Linked DNA regions of Homo sapiens: all the other regions are linked to region 1. The links are chromatin contacts, found by Hi-C or POLR2A ChIA-PET in ENCODE. All regions are on one chromosome and are shown on one strand. Each heading gives the region's core, a stretch centred on a gene start or an enhancer-like site at or near the end of the contact. The rest is flanking DNA. Distances are from core to core; before and after follow the strand shown. Region 1 holds the start of CAT (catalase). Region 2 holds the start of COMMD9 (COMM domain containing 9). Region 3 holds the start of TCP11L1 (t-complex 11 like 1). Region 4 overlaps TRIM44 (tripartite motif containing 44). Region 5 holds the start of CSTF3 (cleavage stimulation factor subunit 3). Region 6 overlaps KIAA1549L (KIAA1549 like).

Region 1 (3,454 bases), core at 345-2,844:
TCTTATTTATTTTGTTGATATTTGTGTTGGTTAGTTAAGAAGATGATTTGCTCGATTATTTCAACATTTATTTATTCAACAAACTGTGGACTTTGGAGATGAACAGCTGAAGCTAGAATCCTGACTATCCCTTAATAGCTGTGTAACTTTGGGCAAGTTATTTAACCTCCCTATACCTCTGTTTCCTAATCTGTAAAATGAAGATAATATTAGTATCTAACTCATAGGGTTGTTGGGAGGGTTAACTAAGCAAATATACAAAAAGCTGAGAATAGTCCCTGGTATATAGTAAGTGCTCAATAAATTATGGATGGGAGGATCCTGACCCACATGGAGTTTACAGTCTTGGCAGTATGGATCGGGCAGGTAGAAAAAGACACCAAATTACACAGCCAACAGCATCTTTATAATTGTTTTTAATATAGGAAAAGTATAGGGTGCTAAAGATCAATTTGTGGCTTTCTTTTCCAATGAACTGCTAAAGTTCCACTTTTATGCCCAAGATTCTTATCATACTTTTGTAAGATCAAGAACAACATGTGAAGTTTCCACTATTATATATCCACCCATTATATGTAGTTGTACTGGAAAAAATTAAAAGCTGATAACTTTTAATTTGAAGATGATGGTATATACTATGTATATATATTAAGGTGCTTAAAGATAAATCCTAGCACCTGAGGAGGTGTAGAAATCATTCAAACTCTTTGATTACAATGACAAACTAGTCAGTAACTTACTAAATATTGTACTATATATTACTAAGTATTTTACTCTTCAACATAGCTTTTTAAAGACACAAAGCTTTTCAAAATTCCTGCTTACCTGGGGGTAAAATTTGGGGAAGCAGATTTCTCCAGTGTTTAAAGAAGCCAATTTGGCAGTGTACCAGAGTTGAATACATTTTTCCCATCACAAGGGAATACATTTTTCCCATCTAAGTTAAGTTGTTTTTCTCTGGTAAAGGAGGAAATCAACACCCATCTGTACGGAGATAAACGTTTCAGAGTGTTTTTATATTAAATAATTAGTATACTAGTCTAGTAAGTGATAATCCACGAATAAGTTAAGAAGAGCTAAGAAAGAAAAAGAAAAGCATCCATCCATCCTTTGGTTGCAAATAATACTTACATTAGCGTATGGCAAAATTTAATTTTGTACAGAGTAATTTAACCCAGGATTGCTGACTTTTTAAGAGCTGAGAAAGCATAGCTATGGAGCGCAAGGCCCCACCCAGCAGGGTCTAAGTATTCCGTCTGCAAAACTGGCAGGCCACCAACGGCCGCGTCCCAGGGCGGCCTGAAGGATGCTGATAACCGGGAGCCCCGCCCTGGGTTCGGCTATCCCGGGCACCCCGGGCCGGCGGGGCGAGGCTCTCCAATTGCTGGGCCAGAGCGGGACCCTTCCTTTCCGCACCCTCCTGGGTATCTCCGGTCTTCAGGCCTCCTTCGGAGAGCCCTGCTCCGAGCCCATTGGGCTTCCAATCTTGGCCTGCCTAGCGCCGAGCAGCCAATCAGAAGGCAGTCCTCCCGAGGGGGCGGGACGAGGGGGTGGTGCTGATTGGCTGAGCCTGAAGTCGCCACGGACTCGGGGCAACAGGCAGATTTGCCTGCTGAGGGTGGAGACCCACGAGCCGAGGCCTCCTGCAGTGTTCTGCACAGCAAACCGCACGCTATGGCTGACAGCCGGGATCCCGCCAGCGACCAGATGCAGCACTGGAAGGAGCAGCGGGCCGCGCAGGTACACTCTGTGCTCCCCGAGCGGGCCCGAAGGTCCGTTTAGAAAGCGGGGGCGTCGGCAAGTAAAGGCCCGGCTTCCCCCGGGGCGGCGCTTGGAGGGACTGTACCGCGGCTCACTGGGCAGGGGGGATCCCCTTCGGTGCAGACGGACTTTTACATTCGCCGAAGCAGGGGAGGGGGGTCCGGGTAGTGGGGCGCGGGACTGCAGGCTTTGTTGTCCGCGACAGGCTCGGGTGGTTGCTTCAGAATTTTGCACTTTTGCCAACTGGGACAGAGGTCGCAGCTTGAGGACAGATTGAGGGCTCATGGGGAAAGAGGCAGAGAGCTGCAGCTGCAAGGAAGTCAGTGAGGGGAGAAGTGGAACCAGGCTCTAATGGTGCCCTTCTTGAAATACTGTTTACACGCTTTCATAGTTGTGGGGTCCCAGCAGGGCAGGGATTGTGTTTTACAATCTTGAGGTCTCCAGCACCAGTCACAGTGACTGGTACGTACTATGCACATTATTAAACGACTAAATAAAAGAACTTTTACATTCATTGTCTCATTTGCACTTCAAAATGTCAAGCCTAGCATTTTAGAGCTGGGGGGTGACATTAGGGATTGATTAATGCGTTTATTCTATTCTTTGAGCACCTGTAGGTGCTAGGCACTGTTCGGGGCAAGGTGTACAAATTCCAGTGCGGCAAGAACAACACCCTTGAGAAGCTGAGAGTCTAGTCTGGGAGACGAGACACATAAACAGATGATTACACTCCAGCGTGGTGAGGGCTCTAATAGAGGTTATCTGTAGAATGTAGAGGGAGTGACCAGGTGGGCCGGACAAAGCAGGTGACATTTGAACAGGAATTTTTTTAAATGAGTAGGATTTTAACTTGGTGGTGGGGGAGGCATTCCTGGCCTGTGCCCACGGCTGCAGAGTCTCAGAGGGCATCTATGAGGAGGTTGGATTAGATGAGACCACATCTGGTCTGAGTCTACTGTTGGCAGATTGGCCCAGGGAGTCTAAAGGTCTTGCCCTGTTCCCTGGCTGCTGGTTAATGGTAGACAGAGGACTGCAGCCCTGTTTTCCCTATTCTGCCTAGTGCTCTTGCTCAAAACTCAGGTTCGTGAACTGGGGTATTAATGCTAAGTGCTCATGGATTGCTTTAATGGTTCCCTGTTTGGGAAAAGGCTGCCATTCTCCTCCAAGGGCCTGGAAAATCTCCCCTCTTGGCCCTGTTCTTTGTTATATACCATTAGGTTGGTTCATGAGCTCTTAAAGTAAACCAGAGAGAGGTAGAGTCTTAGTAAAGGATGTGCCACTACTTAGTGGCAGAGACAAGGTTAGAATTCAGCTTCTTGGACCCAAGACTCTTTCCTTACCCAGTGGGTGCAAATCCTGGTTCACACTGAAGTTTTCATGAATACTCGGTGAATTGAGAAAAGTGTGGACAAAGTAGTGAGATTTTTACAAAACAAAATATTTTCTTTTTCTTTTTCTTTTCTTTTCTTTTTTTTTTTTTGAGACGGAGTCTTGCTCTGTTGCCCAGGCTGGAGTGCAGTGGTATGATCTCCACTCACTGCAAACTCCGCCTCCCGGATTCAAGCAATTCTCCTGCCTCAGCCTCCCGAGTAGCTGGGATTACAGGTGTCCACCACCACACCCAGCTAATTTTTGTATTTTTAGTAGAGATGGGGTTTCACCATGTTGGCCAGGCTGGACTGGAACTCCTGAC
Region 2 (3,454 bases), core at 484-2,983, 1.9 Mb after region 1:
AAGAAGCCAGGCATAAAAAAAAAGTATATGCTGTATTATTCCATTTATGTTAAGTTCAAACATGGGCAATATTAAATGAATTGTATCAGAAGCAAACATAGAGGTTACCATTGGGGAAGAAAGTGAGGAAGCAAAGAAAGGGCGAAAGGGGGACTTCTGGGGTACTGGTAACATTTCATTTTTTGACTTTGGTGGTGGTTACATTGGTGTGTAATAAATCATTTAACTGTAAATGTATGGTTTATGCACTTTTCTGTATGTATACTACACACTAATCTTTTAAAGTTTTTAAAAGAAAAGAGTGCATAAGACCAACAGGTATAGGGGCGGGGGTAGGTACAGAGCAGCCAAAATGAAGGTGAAAAGGCACTGGGTTGGGAGCTGAGAGCCCTAGATTGCCAGTCCCAGCTCTGTTACTTCATTTATTAATTCATTTAACAGCTATTTACTGAGCACGTGCTGTGTGCCAGGTATTATTGTTCTACTTATTGGGCATTAACACTTGTGAACAAAAGAGTAGATCCCCTTAGGAGTGGAGAATGCTAATGAACACTGAGAAGGCAATTAAAAAATAAATAAGTAAAACAAAACAGAGACTATTACATGGACCGATGATGATGATGTGCCATAAATTGAGGAGAGTAACTCAACCCTCTTCACCTGGTGTTTAAAAAAAAAAAAAAAGAGAGAGGAAGAAAGGAAAGGTCCCTGATGGATCTTACATTCTTATGAGACAGACGGACAACGGGCAAATAGCTAGCGACAAGTTCTACGAAGGAAAATAAAGCTGCCCTTTCTCCTACAGGGCAAATCATAAGTTAAATAATTCCGGCCAGGCGCGGTGGCTCACGCCTGTAATCCCAACACTTTGGAAGGCGGAGGCGAGTGGATCACGCGGTCAGGAGTTCAAGACCAGCCTGGCCAAGATGTTGAAACCCCGTCTCTACTAAAAATACATAAATTTGCCAGGCTTGGTGGCGGGCGCCTGTAATCCCAGCTACTCGGAAGGCTGAGGCATAGAATTGCTTGAACTCGGGGGGCGGAGGTTGCAGTGAGCCGAGATTGCGCCACTGCTCTCCAGCCTGGACAACAGAGCTAGACTCCGTCTCAAATAATAATAATACTTCATTTGAGCTTTACAAAGCCCTATGAAGTAGGTCCCTTTCAACCTCACAACTTTTCAAATGATTATCAGGAGTATGTCCTGCCCCTTTCGCAGGTCAAAGAGAGTAGGGAAAATCTGGACCTCAAGGGAACATTGAACGCACAGGTCATTCGGAGGGCTGGGCAGACGCAGTAGGAGATAATTTCTTAATTGTGCAATGCAGGAGGGGCTACGGGATGAAATGGGGAACTGACAACGTGGGTCTAGCAATTACCACTTCAATGCACCAATACCGAAAACCAATCCCAAAGACTAATAGCAGGAGGTTGTACTGCGCCTTCATGCCCATTATTTTATTTTTTTTTATCTTACGTTCCTGTCAAAACGATATTTTGTTCTTACTTTTTAAAAGCTCAGAAAGACGCAACGATTTGCCTGGGATCACACAGAGAACAAGCAGCAGAGTTGTGGCTCCAAACCAGGGTCAATTTGTTCCCAATTCCTGCTCCGTCTAAAGTCTCGGAGACAAAGGGCCACCTCACGCTGTCCCCACCCCTTCGACTTACCTTGAGCAGGCTCTGGAGTGCTGCAAAATGCTCCGCTGTCAGGGCAGCCATCTTGCCGAAGTCACATGACCGTGGCACCCAGGGAAGCGAGGTCACGTGGCTGTCGCTGTTGTCGCGGGGCCTGCCGGGGGCTGTAGTCCTTCAGAGTGGGGGAAGGCGTTTCGGTTGTGGTGCTGCGGCAGTGAGCGCGGATCAAGACGGACGCGGCGGCTGGATGACTAAACCCCGAGACTCTAGAACCAAAGGACTAGGGGGACCAGGGCGGAGGATGGTTTACTCGGGGAGGAAATTGGCTTGACTTGTCTACTTACCAAGTCAGGGAAACAGGTTTTCCCTTGACCCATGTGGGTGGGCTGGCGCACTTGGGGAATGCACCTGCAAGCTTGGCAGGCGCCTTGGAAACGTAGTTGTTCAGGAGTGATCGGCGTACCAGTGTTTGGAATGAAAATGAGGCTGTGCATATCGGGCTTCTTGGAATTGACACACACACATGCACACATCCTGTCTTGAATGTAAAATTACTTCTGCGTATATAGTTTTTCAGCCTATGTAGTAGGTTGGAGCTGGTATTATTAGTATTATCCAGATTGGGAAATAATCATTTAGGGTTTTTAGTAACTTTCCCATAGTCATAGAGAAGATCTGATTACAAGAGCAGGTGAGGAAGTGTTTGGGAGAGGGGACAAGAGAGGAATGGAATGAAAGCTACTACCTAGCTAGGTTCTTGTTATACGGGGGTGAGATGGGGGAGGAGGTTAATGGAAATGATTTAGTTCATTTATTCAAAAAGGTAATTATAATGAATATAATTGTAAAGAGTGATTTTGCACTGGCAGTACTGGACTCTGATTTGCCCTGTTCTCAGAGACCGTACATCAAAACAGACATTTCCTTTATCTACCTTTAGTATTTGGGTGGCTCTTTTCTTTTCCTACCCTCCACTTTTTTTTAAGCAAATTCCAGCTCAAAAAATGGGTTCTGATATATTCGAGCTTAAGAAAGAATGCCCATTTGTGAAATTCCAGAAATTGGTAAGCTGCTAAGGACATTTGTTCCTTTGTCTCCTCTCCTCCCCCTTCCCCTTCCCCGACTCCATTTTCTGTGGGGATGTTGTCAAGGCCCAGGAAACCAAAAATCAAATTGTCTAAGGAGGAACCCATTCCTGGATTAGAAGATTTTAGAACCATTTTGTCACAGGGTCCTGATTCTAGCTCTCTTTCTTGGCCTCTCTTTTCCATGAACCCTCATGGCCTGATTCCTGGTTTCTGTTATAACTCAATGTAGGTTCTAGGTTTAACTCCTGCCTGTATCTATAGGGCTGGGCCCATTGTCTTGGGTTAATTGAATATTTGTTAAATAAACAACCACCCAAAAAAGTGATTAGACTAAGATGAAATTTTGTGACTTATTTGAGGATATTGCCTTGGTATTTGCAGGATTGTGCCTTCTTGTCTTACTTTAGAGTAATGAGGAGTGTGGTCACCAGCCTTCAAGATGGCCCTCAATGATCCCAGCCTCCTGGTGTTCACAACCTAGTGTAGACACCTCCCACCATGTACCAGGATTGGTATGCATGACCAATAGCAAATGGTGGGTGTGAATGGCATATCACTTCTGAGATTAGGTTATACAAGACTGCACCAAAAAACTAACAAAAAGACTGAAGTTCCTGTCTCCTGGCTTGGGTGCTCTCTCATGTGCCCTGCTCTCTTTCACTTGAATCCTTTGCTCTGGGGAAAGCAAACTGCCATGTTGTAAACAGTCCTACAGAGAGGCCTAGGTG
Region 3 (3,454 bases), core at 350-2,849, 1.4 Mb before region 1:
AGCTTTTAAAACTTGTCTGGCATCACCCTCCCCGGAGTTTTGGATGATACTTTTCCAACCCCTGCCCCTGAGATTCCAAGTTGTATTTGTAGTCAGGGCTGAAAAACACTAGAGACTTAATGGTACGAGTTTAGACTCAGAAGAACTGCATGTTTTCTTTGCAGATCTTTTTTTTTTTTTTCAGACGGAATCTCACTCTGTCACCCAGGCTGCAGTGCAGTGGTGCGATCCCGGCTCACTGCAACCTCTGCTTCCCGGATTCAAGCAATTCTCCTGCCTCAGCCTCCCAAGTAGCTGGGATTACAGGCATATGCCACCATGCCCGGCTAATTTTTTTGTATTTTTAGTAGAAACGAGGTTTCACCATATTGGCCAGGCTGGTCTCGAACTCCTGACCTTGTGATCCACCCACCTCCGACCTCCCAAAGAGCTAGGATTACAGGTGTGAGCCACCGCGCCCAGCCATTCTTTGTAGATCTTAACAGTTCCATTTAGTTGAGTATCTTAAGGGTTTTTGGTGTTTTTTCCTCCAAAAAGTGAATCTTCACCAGAGAACTTCTGTTTTTGTCTTTTTTTTTTTTTTTTTAAAGCAAAGACTTTAATGTGCAAGTTAGTAAATGGTTTGAGGGTCTGGTATTGCACTCGGCCTTCAATACGTTAGCAATAACTACCCACATGTGATCTATTTAGAAGCAGTGTTTGAAAGCACCAATGTCACCCCATCTGCTTTTTTGTAGTTTTTTTTTGTTTGTTTGTTTTTGAGACAGAGTCTCGGTCTGTCTCCAGGCCGCAGTGCAGTGGCGCGATCTCGCCTCACTGCAACCTCCGCCTCCCAGATTCAAGCGATTCTCCTGCCTCAGCCTCCCGAGTAGCTGGGACTACAGGCGCGCGCCACCACACCCAGCTAATTTTCGTATTTTTAGTAAAGACGAGGTTTCACCATGTTGGCCAGGATGGTCTCGATCTCTTGACCTCGTGATCCGCCCGCCTCGGCCTCTCAAAGTGCTGGGATTACAGGCGTGAGCTGCTGCGCCCGGACTAACTTTTTTTTAAAGCTGAGGAAATGAGAGAAGGGGAATAAACTTTGTGTAGCTACAAACAGGATGGCAAAATTAAATTTCAAAGAACGGGCGGGGAAGGTTTCAGATGCAATGGCTTCTTATTCCTTCTTTTGACTGACCCGCGCCTTCTCCGCCTCCCTTTCTCCTCGCGTCACCCGCACCAGCGGCTGGGATGCGGCGCGCGTTCCGTCTTTCCGTATGGAAACATGGCGCCTAGGGGCGGGCCATCCCCAGCTTCGAGCCACCGCCAGCTGAGACTCATCGGCGGGCACTCGGCCATGCCTCTCGCGTTTCCGTACGAAAACATGGCGCCTCACTGCGTGCGGCGGGCGACTCTTGGCTGGGAGCCACTGGCCACGGAGCCCCCTGAGCGGTCATCGGCCATGTTTTCCACCTCTCCCTGAGGAAACACGGCGCCGCCCAGCTGCGAGTCACCGCTTACTGAACCCCTTCGGCAAGCAGGGGAAAGACCCTCCCGCCTTTCCGTACGAAGACATGGCGCTGCCCTATATTGGGCTGGCGCCTCCCGGCCAAGAGCAGTCTCCTCCTTCCTGATGCTGAGAAGCGGCCGCTCTGACCGCTGCCCACCCGAGTCGGGCTGGGAGGACCGCCCGCCGCGTGGCGAGGGATGCGGCCTCGGAGGGGCAGAGGCTGAACCGCCCCTGCCTGCCGCGCATCCCTCCGGCTTCCGCCGCGGCGCCAGCCCGCGCCTGATTCGCGGCGGGAGCGGCAGGAGGGAGAACGCCGACTCCGTGGCAGGTGAGAGCGGGAGCTGGGGCGGAGGCTGGCGGGGCCCGTCCGGGAGGCGCGCGGTCCAAGTCGCAGGCATCTCTTCGCCTCTTCCCGTCGGATCCCATCCCGGGATGTCGGGGGCAGGCGAGGAAGAGGCGGGGTCCGCGGGCGGGTGGAGCTCACCCCTCGAGGCTGTCCTCTCGGCGCGCCCGCGTCCTCCCCTACTCCCGGCCCTGCCACTCCCTCGCTGGCCTGAACAGCTGTTTACAACGGAATCCGGACGCCGGGCGCGAGTGGAGCTCAGTGCCAGAGGAGGGGATTCCCGGCGCCGGGGGACAGAGCCCCTTTTTTCTTTTGCCGAAAGACCCTTTCTGCTGGGGAGCCTCTTGTGTCCAGCCTAGGCCCGCGTGCAGCGCCGACGGATGACCGTCTTCTTGGCAAGTGCGAGGATCCTCCTCCCCTCGGCTCTCTTTTTAGACACAGTGGGGGTTGAATGGATGCGCGCGATATAAGCAAATTAAATGGTTCGTGGCCGCATCCTAGAGCCCTTTAATTAGAGTTACCATTTGTAGAAGGCCTGCCGTGCACAATCCCTCGTTTCATCTCCCCCCAAACCGAGCAGGTAGGTAGCTGTGTTTTACAGAGGAGGACACTGAAGTTACACAGCTAGTAAAGAGCCAGAATTGGGGCCCAGGTATGTCTGAAACCAACGCCCAGCCTCCCAGATACAGTGACATCACAGAGATGACGTAGGGATTCATCTCTATCAACAGATACTTGTGGGTGTCTATTTGGGGGATATACAGATGGAGCATAAGTGGGGAATATGACTGGTCCTGGCTCTTAAGAAGTTCGAAATCTAGGTGGGGAATTTTAAAATAAAAACTAGCACTTTTACCATCTGGCCCCAACGCATCTTTCCATCATCTCTAGCCACTTCCTTTTCTCATTTTCTTGTGCCTTGGCTTCTGCCCTCTGAGTGAAATGCCCTCCTTTTCACCTCCTCTCCCCCTCCTCTCCCCCTCCAGACATGTTTTAACTAGGTGAAATCCTACTCCTTTTAAAGATCAGTTCAAATGTCATCTTTTCTGGGAAGGTTTTCTCAATCTCCTCCCAGGCAGAGTTAGTTTCTTCCTCTGCTATATTCCCTGGGCAATTTCATAATGCCACTTAAGTTTCATTATGGCTCCTTGTAAGCCTGTCTGCCTCCCCCTCTAGACTATGTATTTGCATCTTTCTATTTAAATAAGCACGCTTTGAATTGAATTTAAGGCAGTGACAAATGCCAAATGTCAACTAGCCAGCCCTGCAGGAGTTGAGAAAGGTGCAATCACTGGTGAGGTCCGGGAAGTGTCCTGGGAAGAGACAGGACTTGAACTCAATCTTAAGGATGGGGTTAGTTTACTAAGCTGAGCATTAGAGACCTAGAAATCCTCCCTTTCCTCCTCACTGCACAGAATGAATTACTTCATCCCTCCTGGGCTCCTTCTCAGCATGTGAAGATAATAAAATTAGCAGCGTTTTGTTTGTCGTTTCTCACAGAATATGCTGGTAATGTTATCCTTTGGATCTTGGAGCATTTCCTGACCCTAATAGGATTTAGGACACAGAGGAGATGGGTGTCTCCAGTGGGGTGTTGGAAGCTAAGATGGGTCTCGAAA
Region 4 (3,454 bases), core at 295-2,794, 1.3 Mb after region 1:
GTGTTGAAAAGAAAAGGTGAGAGGGGACATCCTTGCCTTGTTCCTCATCTTAGCGGGAAAGCCTTGAGTTTCTGACCATTAAGTGTGTTGTTGGCTGTAGGTAATTGTAGATGTTCTTTATTAAGTGGAGGAAGCTCCCCCCCACCCCATTCCTAGTGTACTGAGAGTTTTTATAATAAATGAGTGTTGAGTTTTGTCAGGTGATTTTTCTGTATCTATTGTGATTTTTCCTCTTTAGCCTGTTGATGTAGATAAATTATATTAGCTGATTTTTCAAATGTTGAACCAGTCTTGCATACTTGGTATATATCCCTCATTTATGTCATGGTATATAATTCTTTTTTTTTTTTTTTTAACAGTCTTGCTCTGTCACCTAGGCTGGAGTGCAGTGGCACCATCTCCCCTCACTGCAACCTCCGCCTCCCAGGTTCAAGCGATTCTCGTGCCTCAGCCTCCTGAGTAGCTGGGATTATAGGTGTGCACCAACACACCCAGCTAAATTTTGTATTTTTAGTAGAAGTGGGTTTTCACCATGTTGGCCGGGCTGGTCTCAAACTCCTGACCTCAGGTGATCCACCCACGTCAACCTCCCAAAGTGCCGGTATTACAGGCATGAGCCACCACACCTGGCCTATAATTCTTTTTATATATGGATTAATTTGACTTGCTAGTATTTTGTTGAGATTTTCTTTAAGCCACATTTCTTTTAAAAAATAGTTTTTAAAAAGTGTTACATGTTATTTTAGAAAATTTGGACTGAGAAGTGAAAAAGAGAAAAGTACTTGTAATTCCACCATTCACAGATAACCACTCTCCAACATTTTGGTATTTATTTTGGTCTTTTATAATGAAAATAATAACAGTAACAACAGCAATAGTAAATACCATTATATTATTTCATTGAGTGGATACCTGAAGTAACTAAGCGGTTAACTGAGATAGAGTTCCAGTGGTAGTACCTTATTAACAAAGTGGAGGTGATGAAAGAAGTAAAGATACAAATGACTGCTTTTGCCTGGAGGCTTCTGAAGAAGATGAGAAAGATAGCTTAATGAAGAGTTTAAATGTTCACTTCAGTAAACTTTTGTCCTTTCATTCTCAATACCCCATTGTAAAACCTGCTCATTTCAGGCTTCTAACTAGGTCGCTGAGGATGACATCACTGAGAATGTTGGTAGTGGAATGCTGTTCAGAGTTTATGTCTACCGTGTTTCTAGGCTGCTGAATAATTTTCTAAGCCTGGTGGGTGGGCAGTTGTTTTATTCACAAATAGTGGCTATTCCACTGATACACAAAAGACACAAGAAATAGGAGATCTTGCCATCCATTGAAAAAGCCTTGACCTCCTTGTTGATGAAGTTTTTCCCTTGCCTGCCCTCACTGGAGTCTGGCCTAAGTTTGGAAGGAGCTGTCTTGGAGTACAATGTAGGAATAAATGCTGAAGGCTAAACAGATGCCTTAACTTTGAACTTCCCAACTTGAAGTTTCCATAGACACTGGCAAGTGGGGAGGACACTGTGCTGTGGGAGTGTGGACAGCTTGTAGCATCTGAAAAAGTTCCATTTCCTGCTTTTTTGTTTTTCTGTTTTAGAACAATGGCCTTTCAAATGAGGAAGAGGGAAGTGAAAATGGACTTTTTGGGGAGATATTTAGAGTCTTCAAACTCTATTTCATGCAGTCTACAATTTTTAAAGTTATTTTTGGAGTAGTCTCCTTAACACCTTGCAGGAAATTTGGCTTGTAGGACTGTTACCAAATAGGGGTCCTGACCCAGACCCCAGAGAGGGTTCTTGGATCTTGCTCACGAAAGAATTCAGGGCGAGTCCATATAGTGAAATGAAAGCAAGTTTATTAAGAAAGTAGAGGAATGAAAAAATGGCTACTCCATAGGCAGAGCAGCCCCAAGGGCTGCTGGTTGCCTATTTTTATGGTTATCTCTTGATCATATGCTAAGCAAGGGGTGGATTATTCATGCCTCCCCTTTTTAGACCATATAGAGTAACTTCCTGGCATTCCCATGGTATTTGTAAACTGTCATGGTGCTGGTGGGACTGTAATGGTGAGGACCACCAGAGGTCATTCTCATCGCCATCCTATTTTAGTGGGATTTGGCCAGCTTCTTTACTGCAAACGTGCTTTATCAGCAAGGTCTTTATGACCTGTATCTTGTGCCGACCTCTTATCTCATCCTAAGAATGCCTAACCTTCTGGGAAGGCAGCCCAGTAGGTCTCAGTCTTATTTTACCCAGCCTGTATTCAAAATGGAGTGGCTTTGGTTCAGACGCCTGTGACAAAACAAATGTTTCTGAAATATTCAGTGTAGATTTGGATGCTTCTCTTTTGAGTAGCTTCCTGCTCCTAACCCTGACCATTATTCTCAGTTCATCTCAGCAATACTTTTCTGAAACAAATTGTTTTTCAATCTCTCTCTCTTTCTCTCTCTACCTCCCTCCTTCTGTCTCTCTCTACCTCCCTCCCTCCCTCTCCCCCTTCCAACTCTCTCCCTCCCTCGTCTCTCTCTCTCTTTCTCTATCTCTCCTTCTCTTTCTTTTTCTTGTTTCGACAGATTCTCATTTATAACTCTTTTGAAATGATGAGTTGTAAAAGTACATTAGACTGGACCAGAGGAAAGTTTCTAAACCTAACTTTATTATCGTACTTCTCTGTGACTTTTTTTCCCCTTCACCTATAAAATTAGAAGGTTAGATTCAGATGTTCAATAGGTAGTTCTGACCATACAGTGGTCAAAATTTTCAAATTGCAGTGCTATGTTATAATTTCAATACAATGCTATGTTTAATCATATTCCACTTCACCCTAATGCAACTATAACAAAGATATATCAGCTTGATTGTAACTAACATGCCAAAGGTTTTGATGTCTTAGGTTGGAAAATGCTTATTTGTTAATTAGAGAATGAGAGTGGGAAAAAGGCATAAAGGTTTTGTAAAGCGGATTATTTTTTCCTTCAGTTTTCATTTGTGACCTGATCTGTATAAAATACAGTGTCATGCTGAAAACCCTATGTAATTAAAGCCATGGGAAATAGAGAATTTTAAAATCCATGACTCATTCACCTGCTGCAGTCTGGCCCACACCTTTACTAAGTGAGATGTCAGCTTCCTAACTGAACCACATGTGTATGTGAAGTCTAGTAAAATAGGTTGTGAGTCAGTTTTTATTATGATATCCATTTTTAGTTACTGGTAGCCATTAAGAGAGTTTCTCAGGCATTCAGAAAAGTCCATCCCTTAGTGAAAAGGTTTGGTCTCTGAGAGAAGGACCTAGTCATTTGAGACTCAATTTATTTCAGGAGTAGAGATCCATTGATCAATGATCACTGTAAAGCATAATAGCCCTAAAATACATACACTAAAAATAAAAAGGAATTATATAAACACAAATCACAGTTCTCAATCTGATACAGAATTTACAGGGACATTAATAACATTTA
Region 5 (3,454 bases), core at 507-3,006, 1.3 Mb before region 1:
GATGGCGTCACAGCACTCTAGTGTGAGTGACAAAGACTCTGTTCTCAATCTATCAGCATGGGGAGATAAAGCAAATATGGCAAGGCTTTCAGCTGTTGATTCCAGGCGAAGAGTTGTCCTACAGGTGTTCACTGCACTTTTCTTTCAACTTTTCTCTATGTTCTAAACTTTGCACAATAAAACCTTTGGGAGAAATTATTTTTCTATAAATTTTCACCACCATCTGTCCCACTGAAACACCACAGTTCTAAAACATTCAAGAGGTCATGGTAACATTTCCGTGTCTTTGTAATTTTAGATAAATTCTAAGAATTAACAATGAATTTCGAAAACTTTCAATGAAACCTCAGTTCATTAGTCCTTCACTTTCAGATAACAAATACTAGATCAGAAAAGGGGTAAACAGTTTTGATACAGTAATTTTAAGACTTTGCATGCTTGGGCATGCTAACACTATGTAAAATGTAAATAGTGCGAAGATTTCTGGACTGAAACCAGTCCTCGGGCAAACACAAAACAATTTAATCAAACTGCCGACATAATGAAATCTACAGTCTTACAGACTATGCAATAGAACGCTCCTATTTTGCCTCATCTCTGCCAACCTCCAATAACATCTTCCACGTTATAAGCTAGGGAACCTGAAAAACGAAAACCTAAGTGCATGTCGTTGCTATGGCAATGGGAAATTTCAGGAAATTGAGACTGCAGGCTACCTAGCCTCCATTTTAGAAACTGTATTTATCTAAACACACCAGGACTTAGATCGAAAAACACATTTAATGGCATTTTTCATAACTATTTAGCTTCCTCTTTCACACTAAAAGGTAAATACTATCCTACAAAATTCTGAATACAAAGAGCAAAAGAAACAAATCACACTGATCTAACCTAAAAGTGTGAATTTTAAAATATTTAGTTGTCACTCATATTTACTATTAAAACAGATGCTTTTATTTACAGTGGCCAAAACAGACTTCTCATTTTCAACTTATACCTGCAATGTTTATGTAGCTGGAAAAATGAAAACGAAATGTGGCTAAAAGAAAAGAAAACGAAAGAAAGCCACAAAATTCCCAAAACCTCAGCATAACTTGCTTCTTTCTTCACTCGCTCTCATTAAGTCTTAATTCTCCAGATTAGCTTTGTCTCAAATATTTCTCAAACTAGTAACCTATTTCTGGGTACAGTATATTTGGCGGGGTAAAAGAAACACTGTCAAGTTTTTCTAAAACGTCGGGTGCACGTTAAAATAATTCCTATCCACTCTAATACCAAAACGATATCAAAGGAAAGCATCCCATCTGGAGTAGTCCCATGAATCTAAATAGGACGAAGCAGCCTACCGCTATTGTCTAAATCAAGTATTTACTCGTATTCATGCCTAAGAGAGAGAAGTAAAAAAAAAAAAATTAAATCTTAGATCTTGCTCCCCATTCCCACCACTCTTCTATATACCCTGTCCCCCGGGTTCACTAGACCCAATTCCTTCCTCAGCCGAACATGTCTGGAGCAGTCGGAGGAACAGACGTGGAGAAGAGGTCGCCACGAGGCCCCACCACTCTCCTTCCTCACCTGCTCCGTGGCTCCGTCTCCTGACATGGCCTCAGCTGATTACAACGTGCGCACTGACCGTCGATGGGAAGCTAGAAAAGAAAAATTAAACTAAAAACCACCCCCAAATCAGTAAAGTTACCCCCTGCCCAGCTGAGCCAGACCGCCAACACCAATCGCCACCGCCCACTCAAATATGAATTAAAATGGCTGCGCCCCTGCCGGCCGAGGAGGAGGTGTGTGGCTTCCGCATTAACTTCCGGGGCAGTGGGCGGGGCTAATTTCGCGACTCTGGTTATTCCGAGCGTGCAGAAAGCAGCGAGATCCCGGGGCGGGCCCAATTCCTGGGCTGACGTCACTACCCTGGCTTGGAGAGGCTGTTGCTGAGCCGGCTCCAACCGGCTGGAAGGCGGGAAGCTGTTTCGCCTGGAGGCTCGCGCGCTTTTTGGAATTCAGTTATCAAGCTTTAGAGCCTGGCTACTCACAGTTGAAGCCTGATTGCAGGTCAGCAATGCTAAACGTTAAATGCCTCTTATATTTAGGGGATAAGGACTCCGTGGAGGTTTTCTCTGGTCCCAGCTCCTGCTTTTTACTTTTCTTGGGGGTGGGAGGGATAGATCAAGCCCCCATTAATTTTTACTGCCACCGTCGACTCTTGTGTAGAAAGCTTTGAAGTCTGAGACCTGGGTTTTCAGCTCAACATCTCAGCTTGGTTCCTTGACTGCAAAGTAGGTATAATTGTTTGTAGCCCAGACTGCTTGGATTTTAACGAAGATAAGTAACTCTGGTAATTAAACTTCGTACCTCAGCTTTCTGGCCTATAGATGGGAATAATAATAGTACCTGCAAGTGAAATAAATTATACATAGAAAAGTGTTAGAACAGTACCTGGCATTAAGATTAAATGAGATTGACTGGGCGCGGTGGCCCACGCCTGTAATCCCAGCAGTTTGGGAGGCCAAAACGGATGGATCATTTAAAGTCAGGAGTTCTAGGCCAGGTGCGGTGGCTCACGCCTGTAATCGCAGCACTTTGGGAGGCTGAGGCGGGCGGATCACAAGGTCAGGAGATGAGACCATCCTGGCTAATACGGTAAAACCCCGTCTCTACTAAAAATACACACACACACAAAAAAAAATTAGCCGGGCGTGGTGGCGGGCGCCTGTAGTCCCAGCTACTCCGGATGCTGAGGCAGGAGACTGGCGTGAACCTGGGAGGCGGAGCTTGCAGTGAGCCGAGATCGCGCCACTGCACTCCAGCCTGGGCGGCAGAGCGAGACTCCGTCTCAGAAAATAAATAAATAAAGTCAGGAATTCAGGACCAACCTGGCCAACTTGGTGAAATCTCGTCTCTACCAAAAATACAAAAAAAGTAGCCGGGCGTGGTGGTTTGCGCCTGTAGTCCCAGTTACTCGGGAAGCTTAAGCAGGAGAATCGCTTGAACCCGCGAGGCGGAGGTTGCAGTGAGCCGAGATTCCAGCCTGGACTACAGAGCGAGACTCCGTCTCAAAAAAAATAAAAAATAAAAAATTAAATGATACTAAATCTTCTCAAACTGCTCTTCCATTTAAGCGTCATCGTTAGATGTCTGCAAGCATTTCTCGCCTACGGGGGTCCAATGCCCTAAAATAACCTAGTGAACTGTTCCCAGACTCGCCTTATTCTTTTAGGTCTCCTTTCCTCTGCTCAAACTTACACTTACTCCCTTTCCACAGGCTGAAATCTTACCCTTAAAATAATCAGACACATGAGCAAAAGATATGTATTAACAGATGTTCATTGCACCATCCAGCAATGGAGGACTGGTTAAAAATATCACAAGATTTATCTCTGCAATGGAATATCACACAGCAAACTGATGCTAATGTACGATGACTGACAGAAAGGCAACCACCGTATTA
Region 6 (3,454 bases), core at 423-2,922, 1.1 Mb before region 1:
TTCTTTCAAATCTGTAAGGCTTTTATTTATTTTTCTTGCCTTATTGCACTGGCTAGAACTTCTAGTACTTTGCTGAATAGAAATAGGGAGAGTGGACATCCTTGCCTTGATCCTGGCATTGGAGGGAAATATCAGTCTTTCTCTAGAGTATGATGTTGGCTATAGTTTTGATTTTGTTTCACAGAGGCCCTTTATCAGGCTGAGGAAATTCCCTTCTCTAGCAAATTTGCTGTGAATTTTTATCATGACTGGTTATCAGATTTTGGCAAATGCTTTCTCTTTGTCTATTGAGATGATCACAGGGTTTATCTTTAGTTTGTAAAAAGACAACTTTTTACAAACTAAAGAAATTCCTGGCCAGATGTGGTGGCTCATGCCTGTAATCCCAGCACTTTGGGAGGCCAAGGCAGGAGGATCACCTAATGTCAGAAGTTCGAAACCAGCCTGGCCAACATGGTGAAACCCTGTCTCTACTAAAAACACAAAAAAATTAGCTGGGTATGGTGGTGGGTGCCTGTAATCCCAGCCACTCAGGAGGCTGAGGCAGGAGAATCGCTTGCACCTGGGAGGCAGAGGTTGCAGTGAGCTGAGATCATGCCACTGCACTCCAGCCTGGGTGACAAGAGCAAGACTCCATCTCAAAAGAAATTTCTAACAACGGCCAGGCCATTGTTAGGAATTTTTAGTTTCATGTTCATGAGGGGTATTGGTCTGTAGTTTTGTTTTGCTAAAAGGTGTCTGGTTTTGTTAGAAGGGTAGTGCTGGTCTATAAAATAATAGGGGCCAGATGCGGTGGCTCAATCCTGTAATCCCAACACTTTGGGAGCCCAAGGAGGGTGGATCACTTGAGGTCAGGAGTTCGAGACCATCCTGGTTAATGTGATGAAACCCCGTCTCTACTAAAAATACAAAAATTAGCCAGGTATGGTGGTGCACACCTATAGTCCCAGCTACTTGGGAGGCTGAAGCATGAGAATTGTTGGAACCCAGGAGGTGGAGGTTGCAGTGAGTCGGGATTGTGCCACTGCACTCCAGCCTGGGTGACATAGCAAGACTCTGTCTCAAAAATAAAAGATAAATAAAATAAAATAAAATGAGAGAGAAGTATTCCCACTTCTGCTTTATGGACGTGTTTGTGCAGAACAATTTCTCTTTTAAGGCCCGTGAGCTTACAGATGATATTGAAGATCCCTCAAGGATTTCTTTAGTAAAATAAAAAGTATCAGGTACCTCTAGTTCATTTTCTCATTCTCTCTCTCTTTATTTTATTTTATTTTTTTGAGATGGAGTCTGATTCTGTTGTCCAGGCTGGAGTGCAGTGGCACAGTCTCGGCTCACTGCAATCTCCACGTCCCAGGTTCAAGCAATTCTCCTGCCTCAGCCTCCCAAGTAGCTGGGACTACAGGCACGCACCACTGCACCTGGCTAATTTTTGTATTTTTAGTAGAGATGGGGTTTCACCATGTTGGCCAGTCTGGTCTCGAACTCCTAACCTCAAGTAATCTGCCAGTCTCGGCCTCCCAAAGTGCTGGGATTATAGGCATGAACTATCATTCCTGGCCCATTTTCTCATTCTGAAAGCTACCAGCAGACACTACTTTGGTTTAAGGTCTAGGGAAAACAGCCTGGGTGAGGGAAAATTGCATTGGTTGCATTCAGGAGACTGAGGTCACCCCTGGCTGTTACCAAATCATTTCACTTTTCAGGGCTTTCGTTTTCTCATCTGTGGATAACAGCCTCAAGATCTTCCCTTCTTCCCCCATCCCCCGTCTGTGTCTTTACAAGCCATAAGCAGATGTTTTGGTGGAGTTCTACCATCTGCATTTCCTGCTTCTTCCTACATTAGCAGCCAAGCCCAGCCAACGATTTTCATTCTGAAAAGGGAAGAGTTTTCCCACAGTTTGCTGTCATAGTTCCAGTGTGAGGCCCAGATAAATATAGGCCTATCTTCAATCTTCATTGGATTTTAAAAAATTATGAAAGTAATATATATTTTATTAAATTCAAGCAATACTCAGGTAGATGCAGTAAAATGCAAAAGGCCCTCTTTGCCTTGTGTATTAGTCCACTCTCACGCTACTATAAAGAACTGCCCGAGACTGAGTAATTTAGAAAGGGAAGAAGTTTAGTTGACTCACAGTTCCGCATGGCTGGGGAGGCCTCAGGAAAGTTACAATCATGGCAGAAGGGGAAACAAACACATTCTTCTTCATATGATGGCAGGAAAGAGAAGTGCCGAGTGAAGTGGGGAGAATAAAACCATCAGATCTTGTGAGAACTCACTATCAGAAGAATAGCGTAGGGGTAACTGCCCCCATGATTCAGTTACCTCCTACTGAGTCCCTTCCACAATGCATGGGGATTATGGGAACTACAATTCAAGGTGTGATTTGGGTGGAGACACAGCCAAACCATATCACCTTGCTATTCTCTAGAGTCATGCTGTCAGTCAAGTGTGATGGATCCTTCCAGACCTCTTCATACAAATATTTATATCCATAGACGTAGCCTCAACTTAATTTTTTTTTAAGATATAAAAGGTATAATATTCAGCAACTTGCTTTTCCCGTTAACACTATATCATGACCCTCTTTCCATGCTAACTAAATTGTGTCATGAGAGAACTTGAACTTCTGTTAGAAACAGGGAAAGACCTTTTATTATAAAAGAGAATAAATAGCTTTAACAACACAGGTCAGATTCAAACCTAGAGTTAAAATATCTCCTTAGACGGTTCTGCCCATTTTCCTTTACTCCCTGGCTTCCTTCTCTAGACGATACTTCTGCAGACATTTAAGAAAAATCATGGGCCCTTTTAAACACCACATAGAATGGGGATAAATTCATGTTATAACCAATCCTAGATATAAATAAGGCCAAGTAGCTTCCTCAACATAGGCCAAGGTCGCTGCTGCACCTGCCTCCTGTTCACTCAGACGTGGCTTTGCCCAAGTGTCCTAACCACAAGAGGTGAATTCGATTTAGATTGAGATTTATATATGTTAAATCTATTCTTAGCTAGAAATAAAATCTCCTGACGTCAGACACACAAAATGGTTTTGGTATTTATGCAGTTCAAGTAAATGGGGAAGCCTAGAATACTTCTAACTTCAGTCTTTCCACATGAAATATGGAATGAAGTATCTAGAATGAAACTGGGACTCCCAGACCTGTCTGCCTACCTCTGTCCCTAGTAATGAATGCCGTTCCCCTGTCACTTGCCTTTTTATTTACCAGGTGTCAACAGCAAACCCAAGAAGGCTGAAGAAAAATGGGAAGTGTGAGAAGAAAATGTGTTGAAATTGACAGTGTGGCTTATAAGTTCTTGTTGAAAAGGGATGAATAAAAATATCTCTAGATTTGTATCCTTCATTGTCCGTTAAGAAGTCTTTGTTTTGAAAAGAATGGGAGGATCAGTCTTTGGAGCATTATTTTGAACATAATTAAGCTGGGT

What was found. A loop is a pair of places that touch in the nucleus more often than their neighbours do. ChIA-PET counts read pairs that join two places held with the same protein, here RNA polymerase II (POLR2A). Pooled maps may share reads with other maps.
Region 2: a loop to region 1 is called in a map of CD8-positive, alpha-beta T cell, with 13 times the contacts of the local background. The contact joins the promoter of COMMD9 here to the promoter of CAT in region 1. A Hi-C loop is called at or near these places in 3 of 168 maps with a recorded cell type or tissue (CD4-positive, alpha-beta T cell and CD8-positive, alpha-beta T cell) and 9 of 50 pooled maps.
Region 3: a map of CD8-positive, alpha-beta T cell shows a loop between it and region 1 (9-fold over the local background). The contact joins the promoter of TCP11L1 here to the promoter of CAT in region 1. A Hi-C loop is called at or near these places in 2 of 168 maps with a recorded cell type or tissue (CD8-positive, alpha-beta T cell and chondrocyte) and 8 of 50 pooled maps.
Region 4: a loop to region 1 is called in a pooled map, with 2.8 times the contacts of the local background. The contact joins the enhancer-like site here to the promoter of CAT in region 1. A Hi-C loop is called at or near these places in 1 of 50 pooled maps. POLR2A ChIA-PET finds 5 or more read pairs at or near these places in 2 of 52 experiments (CD4-positive, alpha-beta T cell and T-cell).
Region 5: a loop to region 1 is called in a map of B cell, with 13 times the contacts of the local background. The contact joins the promoter of CSTF3 here to the promoter of CAT in region 1. A Hi-C loop is called at or near these places in 3 of 168 maps with a recorded cell type or tissue (B cell and naive thymus-derived CD4-positive, alpha-beta T cell), 1 of 37 single-sample maps with no recorded cell type and 13 of 50 pooled maps.
Region 6: a loop to region 1 is called in a pooled map, with 5 times the contacts of the local background. The contact joins the enhancer-like site here to the promoter of CAT in region 1. A Hi-C loop is called at or near these places in 2 of 37 single-sample maps with no recorded cell type and 2 of 50 pooled maps.

The regions. Positions count from the first base shown.
Region 1 is chr11:34,437,340-34,440,793 of GRCh38, forward strand. CAT (catalase) reads left to right here and starts at 1,595. Exons shown (of 13, transcript NM_001752.4): 1 at 1,595-1,740. The coding sequence starts at 1,675. RefSeq lists enhancers at 1,408-1,457, 1,628-1,927.
Region 2 is chr11:36,287,691-36,291,144 of GRCh38, forward strand. COMMD9 (COMM domain containing 9) reads right to left here and starts at 1,734. Exons shown (of 6, transcript NM_014186.4): 1 at 1,672-1,734. The coding sequence starts at 1,722. RefSeq lists enhancers at 1,096-1,798, 1,635-1,884.
Region 3 is chr11:33,037,973-33,041,426 of GRCh38, forward strand. It overlaps TCP11L1 (t-complex 11 like 1), which reads left to right and starts at 1,600. Exons shown (of 10, transcript NM_018393.4): 1 at 1,600-1,820. RefSeq lists enhancers at 1,003-1,550, 1,271-1,620, 2,101-2,420 and a silencer at 1,601-2,000.
Region 4 is chr11:35,720,572-35,724,025 of GRCh38, forward strand. All of the region lies in intron 2 of TRIM44 (tripartite motif containing 44), which reads left to right. Among named protein-coding and RNA genes, the nearest start is that of TRIM44, 60 kb to the left of the region's middle. RefSeq lists an enhancer at 1,624-1,723. Within about 2 kb of position 1,545, at least 3 of the 41 ENCODE cell types and tissues checked have a DNase peak (open chromatin) inside an H3K27ac peak, as active enhancers do.
Region 5 is chr11:33,159,724-33,163,177 of GRCh38, forward strand. CSTF3 (cleavage stimulation factor subunit 3) reads right to left here and starts at 1,757. Exons shown (of 21, transcript NM_001326.3): 1 at 1,576-1,757. The coding sequence starts at 1,602. It overlaps CSTF3-DT (CSTF3 divergent transcript), which reads left to right and starts at 1,934. Exons shown (of 4, transcript NR_034027.1): 1 at 1,934-2,058. RefSeq lists enhancers at 119-986, 1,722-2,141.
Region 6 is chr11:33,386,044-33,389,497 of GRCh38, forward strand. The region is part of intron 1 of KIAA1549L (KIAA1549 like); the gene reads left to right. Among named protein-coding and RNA genes, the nearest start is that of KIAA1549L, 12 kb to the left of the region's middle. Within about 2 kb of position 1,673, at least 3 of the 41 ENCODE cell types and tissues checked have a DNase peak (open chromatin) inside an H3K27ac peak, as active enhancers do.